Linked DNA regions of Homo sapiens: regions 1 and 3 are each linked to region 2. Evidence: chromatin contacts called from ENCODE Hi-C or POLR2A ChIA-PET data. All regions are on one chromosome and are shown on one strand. The core of a region is the stretch at or near the end of the contact, and the rest is flanking DNA. Distances in the headings are between cores, read along the strand shown. Region 1 holds the start of FABP6-AS1 (FABP6 antisense RNA 1). Region 2 overlaps TTC1 (tetratricopeptide repeat domain 1). Region 3 has its middle 34 kb from the start of FABP6-AS1.

Region 1 (2,700 bases), core at 168-2,667, 190 kb after region 2:
CACTGTGGCTTATGCCTATAATCTCAGAACTTTGGGAGGCCAAAGCAGGAGCATTGCTTGAGGCCAGGCATGCAAGACAAACCTGGCCAACATAGGGAGACCCCATTTCTTTTTTTCTTTCTTTCTTTTCTTTTTTTTTTTTTGTAGGGAGTCTCACTCTGTTGCCCAGGCTGGAGTGCAGTGGTGTGATCTCGGCTCACTGCAACCTCTGCCTCCCGGATTCAAGCAATTCTCCTGCCTCAGCCTCCCAAGTTGGTGGGATTTCAGGTGCCTGCCACTACACCCAACTAATTTTTTGTATTTTTGGTAGGGACGGGGTTTCACCATGTTGGCCAGGCTGGTCTCAAACTCCTGACCTTGTGATTTGCCTGCCTCGGCCTCCCAGAGTACTGCGATTACAGGCGTGAGCCACTGCACCCAGCAGGGAGACCCCATTTCTAAAAAAAAAAGAATTAGTCAAGTGTGGTGGCTCACACCTGTTGTCCCAGCTACTCCAGAGGCTGAGGCTGCAGTGAGCCATCTTTGCATCACTGCACTCTGATCTGGGCAACAGAGCAAGACCCTTTCTCAGAAATAAATAAAGGTCTGGTGTGGTGGCTCATGCCTATAATCCCAGAACCTTGGGAGGCCAAGGCAGGCAAATCACTTGAGCCCAGGAGTTTGAGACCAGCCTGGGCAACATGGTGAAATCTCTCTCCACAAAAAAATAAAAAAACAAAAATTAGTCGGGTGTGGTGGCCCACACCTGTATTCCTAGCTACTTGGGGGACTGAGGCAGGAGGATTATTTGAGCCTGGGAGGTTGAGGGTTCAGTGAACAGTGATTGCCCCATGCACTCCAGCCTGGGTGACAAAGTGAGACCCTGTCTCAAAAAATTAAAATAAATAAATAAAGCCAGTTTGGCTCTCAGTGAGCTCCCCTTGCCATGTGATGCTCTGTACCGTCTTGGTATTCTACAGAGAGTCCCCACCAGCAAGAAGCCTCTCACCAGTTGTGCCCCCTAGACCTTGGACTTCCCAGTCTCCAAAACTGCAATAAATCATCGTCTTTTTTGTCTTTTTTTCCTTTTCTTTTATTTTTAGAGACGGGGGTCTCACTATGTTGCCTAGGCTGGTCTTAAACTCCTGGCCGGAAGTGATTCCCCAGCCTTGGCCTCTCAAAGTGCTGGGAGTACAGGCATGAGCCACTGCGTCCAGCCCTTTTCTATGTCTATATATACAGTCTCAGGTATTCAGCTGTAGCAACAGAAAGCAACCTAAGACATACATTTTAATCAAAAGTATAATAAGAAAATTTCAGGAAGAAGTGGGAAAAGGAGACATACAATCAACCTGTGCACAGTAGAATCCTCCTGGTGTCTTCAGGAGACCCGACGTGATCTGACCAGGGGAGTCTTGCAGCTCCATTCTCTGTACCAAGGCAAGTCAAACAGGTAAAGCAGATCACAGAAAGGGCTCTGACCTCAAGAAACATGTGATCTAGGTGGAAGCATGAGTCACATATGCATGAAAAACACAGCAGGCAATGAATGACAGGTAAGCTGGAAAGAGAATTCACCTGGTTACCAGGAGATATGGGCTCTGTTCCTAGTTCTGGCACCCAGTGATGACCTTGGGAGCCCAGTGGCTTCACCTCTGTGAACTTTAATCTCCTTATCTGTCAAAGGGTTTTAATGACAATAATTGAGAAGCTGTGATCATCAGATGAGATAACCTATCAGTGACTGCTCTCTGAACTGTGGTACAAGTTACCTTTCAACCTGGAACAGCACCTCAAACATGAAGGAATCTATCCCTATGGTGGAAATTCAGGCCCAAGCAGTGGGCAAGTGGGGTAGATCATGTGGGGACAAGGCCACCTTTGGTTGGCCCTTAAAAATACCAGAACACAGGGGCAGCCTGCACAGCTCTAACACTGCAGAACAGAAGTCAAGGTGGGCATTCTTGCCTCAGCTCGAAGACCTGCACAGCCTGCTCACCTTTGTAGAGCAGTGCACCCCAGGGAGAAAACACAGGAGCAGCCACGTCTCAGCCTTCTCAGAATGTCCAATCCTTTTCATAATTTAACCGCTTGCTCTGCATAATTACTTTTCTCCTGCTTATGAGCTTAGAGCAATAGTAGTTCCCAATAACTAGAGATTTAATAAGGCTAAATTACAACGAGTGTCCTGCAGAATTACACACCGCATTAACACCAAATGAGTTCATTAGAAATTCATTAGGAATGATTTCTGCGGCTGCCACAGGAATTAATCACGGTTTGCCAGTGGCAGGAGAGGGGGCAATGAATGATTGCATGGGAGCGGGACGACCTTTTGCCATCTGACTTTCTTCTGAAGCAATATCTTTCAAGGGTCATGGGCTGCTTTGGTAGGGAGATTGCTTGGACGTTGTTAGACATGCCTCTCAATCTTCTTCCTTCTTCCCAGCCACTGCCCTAGATCAAACCTGTAGATGTTGGAGTCGGACCCTTTTTCTGTCCTGGGGAGCTGAGAAGTCATCATGGGCACTTATGTTCTTGCCTGCCCAGTATCCTTTCCCCCTTCTTCTGTCAGTGTACTTCTGTGTTTCTTGGAGAGCTGCTCCTTGAAGATACTGCTGCATGTGGGTCTCTGTGGGACTGTCAGTTAAGAGCCTCCACTGGCCTCACCCACCCCCAGAGGGAATACATGTCCTCGGCTGAGCCCATTGGGCTTTCTCT
Region 2 (2,700 bases), core at 189-2,688:
CCACACCCAGCTAATTTTTGTATTTTTACTAGAGACTGGGTTTCACCATATTGGCCAGGCTGGTCTCGAACTCACATCATGATCCACCCACCTCGGCCTCCCAAAGTTCTGGGATTATAGGCATGAGCCACTGTGCCCTGCCTCCTGCCTCCCTTTTCTTTCATTTCTTGTTTTCTTTTTGTTGTTGTTGTTTTCTGTTTGTTTATTTTGAGACAGAGTCTTGCCCTGTCGCCCAGACTGGAGTACAGTGGCATGATCTTGGTTCACTGCAACCTCTGCCTCCCAGGTTCAAGTGATTCTCCTGCCTCAGCCTCCCAAGTAGCTGGGATTACAGGTGCCCACCACCACACCCAGCTAATTTTTGTATTTTTAGTAGAGACGGAGTTTCACCATGTTGGCCAGGCTGGTCTCGAACTCCTGACCTCAAGTGATCCGCCCGCCCCAGCCTCCTTTTCTTTCATTTCTAATAGGCATCCTTTGGAACTAAGGTGGTCAGTTTTACCAACTTCTTAGAGTTACCACTGTTGAACTTAATGCTGTCTACAAACGATTAAATCAAATCCTAGAAGGAGCTTAGATTTCTGATCCCAAGTTTGTTTATTTTTATTTTTGTAGAGGCCCTTTCACTTGGCCTCCCAAAGTGCTGGGATTACAGGAATGAACCACCCTGCCTGGCCTGATGCTAAGTTTAAACCAGTGGAAATAAGGGTTGCTTGCTCTAAAACAGGGGTCGTCAACCCCCGGCCATGTACTGATACCAGTCTGTGGCCTGTAAGGAACCCAGCCACACAGCAGGAAGTGAGCAGCAGGCTAGTGAGCGAAGCTTCATCTGTATTTACAGCCACTTCCCATCGCTTGCATTACTGTCTGAGCTCCACCTCATGTCATATCCATGGTAGCATTAGATTCTCGTAGGCTTGTGAACCCTGTTGTGAATTGCACATGCAAGGGATCTGTGTTGCCTGCTCCTTACAAGAATCTAATGCCTGATAGTCTATCACTGTCTCTCATCACCCCCAGGTAGGACCGTCTAGTTGCAGGAAAACAAGCTTAGGGCTCCCACTGATTCTACATTATGGTGAATTGTATAACTATTTGATTATATATTACAGTTTAATAATTATAAAGTACACAATAAATGTAATGTGCTTGAATCATTATGAACACCCCCTTCCCCAAGACCCTAGTCCGTGGAAAAATAGTTCCCCACAAGAGCAGTCCCTGGTGCCAAAAAGGGTAGGGACCGCTGCTCTAAAACATTTGGAAGTTAGTGAGGTGTGTTTACATTATTTGCTGGCAGAAAAGTTAAAATGACGTTCAGTATTTCCTGTGTTTATTAAGAAAGGTCACTTTGTGTAGATCAGTGGTTTCCAGACTTTATTGTGTCTAAGCATCACAGGAAATGTATTAACCATGCACAGCCTGAGAAGTGTCTGACACCACACACCTGTGAGGCAACAACCAGGCATCTGTTTTGTTAGCAAGCCTCCCAGGTAATTTTGATATAGGAAGAACTGTGGCCACACCATGGGAAACAGATCCAGATGGACACAGATGACTAAGCTTCCAAAACAAGAAGTATTGACCTAACCCGTACATTGACTGCATCCAACATCGGAAGAACTGAATAGGAGGTTTTCTTTTACCTACATCCGTTGATCAAGGTCTAAAAACAACTTGTTGGGCCGAATTTAAGCAGTCCTGACATAGAAAATTTATTTCTGTTAAAGATTGAGTTTTGGGAAATAGAATTTTCTGATTTAAGAAACAAGGGACTATTTCCAAGATTAATTCCTCATAGATCAGTCATTTTTTTCCTCAGAAGGATAACACCTACTGAGAGGCAGGTTCTAACTGTGGCTTAGATCCAAAGATCCTCCCTCATGCCTCCCTAGAGGACCTGTAAAGGTGACTTGTGGAAAGAACAGATATGTCTTTATGTATGTAAAGCAAGTGATATCTGATTTCAAAGAAGACAAAACCAAAAGCTTATTTTTTTAATGATAAGGAATTCCCTTCAAAATAATTATAGAACTGATGTCCCTAGCCCTTCCAGTATTTGCATTCCAAGTGTAGTTTTCTTGTCCCACCTAGATAAGACTAAAGCAGAAAGTTTTGTTGCATGTGCCTCCACTTTCCAGCAGTTGAGCAAGTATGTACCTCTCTTTACGCTCTCTTTTACTCCAGCTATTGATCTCTGGGTACTGTGATCCCTGGGTACTGTGCTTGGCATAAAGTGTATGCCGTTTTATTTTGTAGCAATTACTTCACAAAACTGCAGAGGGCAGCAGAGAGCTGCTGATAGATTTATAATATGGACATAAGCTTGCCGGAGTGAGAGTCTTGGTTTTCCCCCTGTTTGTCTGTTGAGCACATGCTTACCATAGGATTATTTAAATATGAGATTATTTTTTAAATGTATTTCATGCAAGTTTTTAACTATTTAATAATGATAGATGGGGTATACACTTATAAGCTCAAAGTCAAGTGTGTTTATGTTGTATTCACTGACCTAAAGTAAAAGAAATACCCTACTCAGCCACTGCATTGTAGTCTGCTGAAGAGTGGTTTATTTATAAGGGACTAGAGAAGCACTTTCTAACATTTTGCCATGCTACCCAGGATTTTAAATTATATCAGTTGAAGTTCTCTAGCTTGGATTTTTGGGTTTTTTGGAGGGTGGTTTTTTTGTTGTCAATT
Region 3 (2,700 bases), core at 28-2,527, 150 kb after region 2:
CCACAAGAGATCATAATACATTGTTGTTTTAATCCACTACACTCTGGTGTGTGTGTGAATATTAACTGGAACATTTACATTACCACATGCATTACCTATTCGAAATTCAGAGTATCTTCCTTGTAAACATACAAGAGATGGTACTAAATGTTAAATGCACAGTATCTGTTTTATTCCTCACAAGATACTGCCATTATCCCTGTTTCACAGATGAGAAAACCGAGGCTCAGAGAGGTTCTTCTACTTGCCCAAAGTCACACAGCTCATAAGAGGCATGCCTGCAATATGAAACCAAGTGGCTTCTCAGCTCCAGGGCTGCCATTCATGAGTCCCCACTCAAGTCCGTGCCCACTGTAAACCTGAGTTTCCTCAGTGAGCACTTTGGAATGCACGAGGGGTAGAAAACTCAAAGCCACAGGGGCCTGGTCAGTAACACAAAAGGGCGAAGTGGGCACAGTTGTTGGCTCTGTCTGGAGCAGTTTCAACTTAGCTCAGGGAAAGGCCAGCCCAGAATTGCCAGATTTTGAATTTTTTTTTTTTTTTTTTTTTGAGACAGGGTTTCACACTGTCACCCAGGCTAGAGTGCAGTGGCGTGACCTTGGCTCACTGCAGCCTCAACCTCCTGGGCTCAGGCAATCTTCCCACCTTAGCTTCCTGACTAGCTGAGACCAGAGGCACGCAACACCACACCTAGCTAAGTTTTCCATTTTTTATAGAGACAGGGTCTCGCTATGTTGTCCAGGCTAGTGTCGAATTACTGGGCTCAAGAAGTCCACCTGCTTCAGCCTCTCAAAGTGCTGGGATTACAAGCAACACCCACTGTCCCTGGCCAGATCTTTGGAATTTTTAAGAGAAATCAGAAATCAGATTTTTATGTGCAACCTATTTCTGTTTAAATGTTGGCAACTAATTCTTTTTTTTTTTTTTTTTTAACTGTGCAGACTGAGAAGCAGAACAAAAACAACAGCAAAGGGCTGCTGATTTGTCTTTCTGGACTAGCAGATCTCTAAGGAGTCTTTGGCTCAGACATCTTGACTTTCAGCACAGTCTCTGGGGAGACAACATAAATTCCACTCCCAAGAGGTGGACATGGGAGAAAGGAGAGGGCAGTGGGGAAGATGGAGGTATCCAGCCTCCCCTCATTAAGCCCCTCCAGAGGTTATTTGGGGAATAGGGGTTGCTGGGAAGCCAGGTCACAGGGAGCTCGAGAGGTGCGGGAAGGCAGCTGGGCCTGCGATAAATCAGCCGCCATAACCTGCCCGCTTTCCCAGAGTCAGTCTGCTCCCTGGGGTGCAGGGAGCTGGCAGGGCACCAGGGGAGGCTGAATTTCCTTTGCAATGGGAACCCCCCCACCTCCGCCGCCCACACCAGCCATTTTCTCCACCTCTCCTTTCTCACTGCTCTTCCAATGGAAACCCTGCCCTCCCTTCCTCCCCCAATCGACCCTTCTTAGCTGAGGGGGGATTGATCCAGACCTTGCCTGTCTTTCTGGGCCTCCCTTCCCTCCCCCTCAGTGGCTTCGATTCCCTCCTGAGCCTACGGCCCATTCCGTCTTCAGCAGACTTGTCTTCCTCTGAGATCCAGCCTGGCAGAGAGCAGCCACGTGATTGATGAGCTAAGATGCTGGGCTGGCAGGCGGGTGGCAGCCAGCCAGAGACAAGGCTCTCACAAGATAGCAGAGCTGCCCCGGGGAGAGCCCGCAGCTACCGGGATGCGATGCTCCCTGGGGTTGCCCCCTTAGTCCCCCCATGCCTGGGTTGGTGGTGGCAGCACTCTGGGCAGAGCAGGTAGCCACAAGTGTCACTGGTACAGTACCTGGTGCGCACTGGTCCCTCAATGAATGAGTGCTCTCTTCTTTCCCCACTCCAAAACAGAGGCCCAAGTAGATGAACACAGTGAACTTCTTAAAGCTGGAAATGTCTGTCATTCAGTCATGCCACTCAGTTCAGGTGTTTGTAATTTGCCTATTCATTCATTCATTCATGTGTGCAACATGAAGCTTTGCTTGTGGAGGATCAGCACTCCATTGTCACTGCGAGTGTGGTCTTGGGAGGCAGGCTGGTTTGAATCCAGGCTCCATTCCTTCCTAGCTGCCTGACCTTGGGCAGGTCTCTTCACCTGCCTAAGTTGCAGCTTCTCTCAAGGTTGCCATTGCAAGATTCAGCCAGATAATACATGTAAACTGCTTAGAACAGAGCCTAGCATAGAAAAGAGATCAATAAATTCATTCATTCAACGACTGATAGCTGAAGGCCTACATTGGGCCAGGTTCTGGGGCCACAGTCACTAACAAGACAGGTAAGGTCTCTGATCTCAAGCACTTCATCTTTGAGAGAGGAAAGACTGACAGACACATAACTGAATGAAAAAACAAGGACATCCTAGGGAGAGCTAAGAGGATGTAAAATGGCGAGGGGTGATGGAGGGGGCAGTAGTCATGAAGGCCCTTTCAGGGAGGGGACTTGGGAGCTGAGTTTGGACGAGGAAGCGGCTGTCAGGTGAAAACCTGGGGAAACAGCATTCTAGCTAGAGGGAACAGCACATGTTCCTGGAGGCAGGAATAAACCTTGGAATATGTAAGAATCAGAAAAAGAAAAGAGAGACCACTGTGGAGAAGCAAAAGGAAGGGGAGCGTATAGGAGATGAGCTTGGAGACACAGACAAGCCAGATCAGCTAGGGCTTGCAGGCTGGCATAAAGG

Evidence for each region. A loop is a pair of places that touch in the nucleus more often than their neighbours do. ChIA-PET counts read pairs that join two places held with the same protein, here RNA polymerase II (POLR2A). Pooled maps may share reads with other maps.
Region 1: a loop to region 2 is called in a map of ovary, with 3 times the contacts of the local background. The contact joins the promoter of FABP6-AS1 here to the enhancer-like site in region 2. A Hi-C loop is called at or near these places in 70 of 168 maps with a recorded cell type or tissue (A673, B cell, CD4-positive, alpha-beta memory T cell and 45 more), 32 of 37 single-sample maps with no recorded cell type and 46 of 50 pooled maps. POLR2A ChIA-PET finds 5 or more read pairs at or near these places in 2 of 52 experiments (both WTC11).
Region 3: a loop to region 2 is called in a map of posterior cingulate gyrus, with 5 times the contacts of the local background. The contact joins two enhancer-like sites. A Hi-C loop is called at or near these places in 4 of 168 maps with a recorded cell type or tissue (PC-3, heart left ventricle, left lung and 1 more), 3 of 37 single-sample maps with no recorded cell type and 7 of 50 pooled maps. POLR2A ChIA-PET finds 5 or more read pairs at or near these places in 11 of 52 experiments (AG04450, CD4-positive, alpha-beta T cell, GM12878 and 6 more).

Annotation. Positions count from the first base shown.
Region 1 is chr5:160,208,653-160,211,352 of GRCh38, forward strand. It overlaps FABP6-AS1 (FABP6 antisense RNA 1), which reads right to left and starts at 1,418. Exons shown (of 4, transcript XR_941148.3): 1 at 1,325-1,418. It also overlaps a transcript of FABP6 not described here.
Region 2 is chr5:160,019,738-160,022,437 of GRCh38, forward strand. The region is part of intron 2 of TTC1 (tetratricopeptide repeat domain 1); the gene reads left to right. All of the region lies in intron 1 of LOC124901124 (a long non-coding RNA gene), which reads left to right. Among named protein-coding and RNA genes, the nearest start is that of TTC1, 12 kb to the left of the region's middle. Within about 2 kb of position 1,439, at least 3 of the 41 ENCODE cell types and tissues checked have a DNase peak (open chromatin) inside an H3K27ac peak, as active enhancers do; they include IMR-90, body of pancreas and endothelial cell of umbilical vein, where a contact is called at or near this core.
Region 3 is chr5:160,174,239-160,176,938 of GRCh38, forward strand. No RefSeq gene overlaps it. Among named protein-coding and RNA genes, the nearest start is that of FABP6-AS1, 34 kb to the right of the region's middle. RefSeq lists an enhancer at 1,415-2,003. Within about 2 kb of position 1,278, at least 7 of the 41 ENCODE cell types and tissues checked have a DNase peak (open chromatin) inside an H3K27ac peak, as active enhancers do.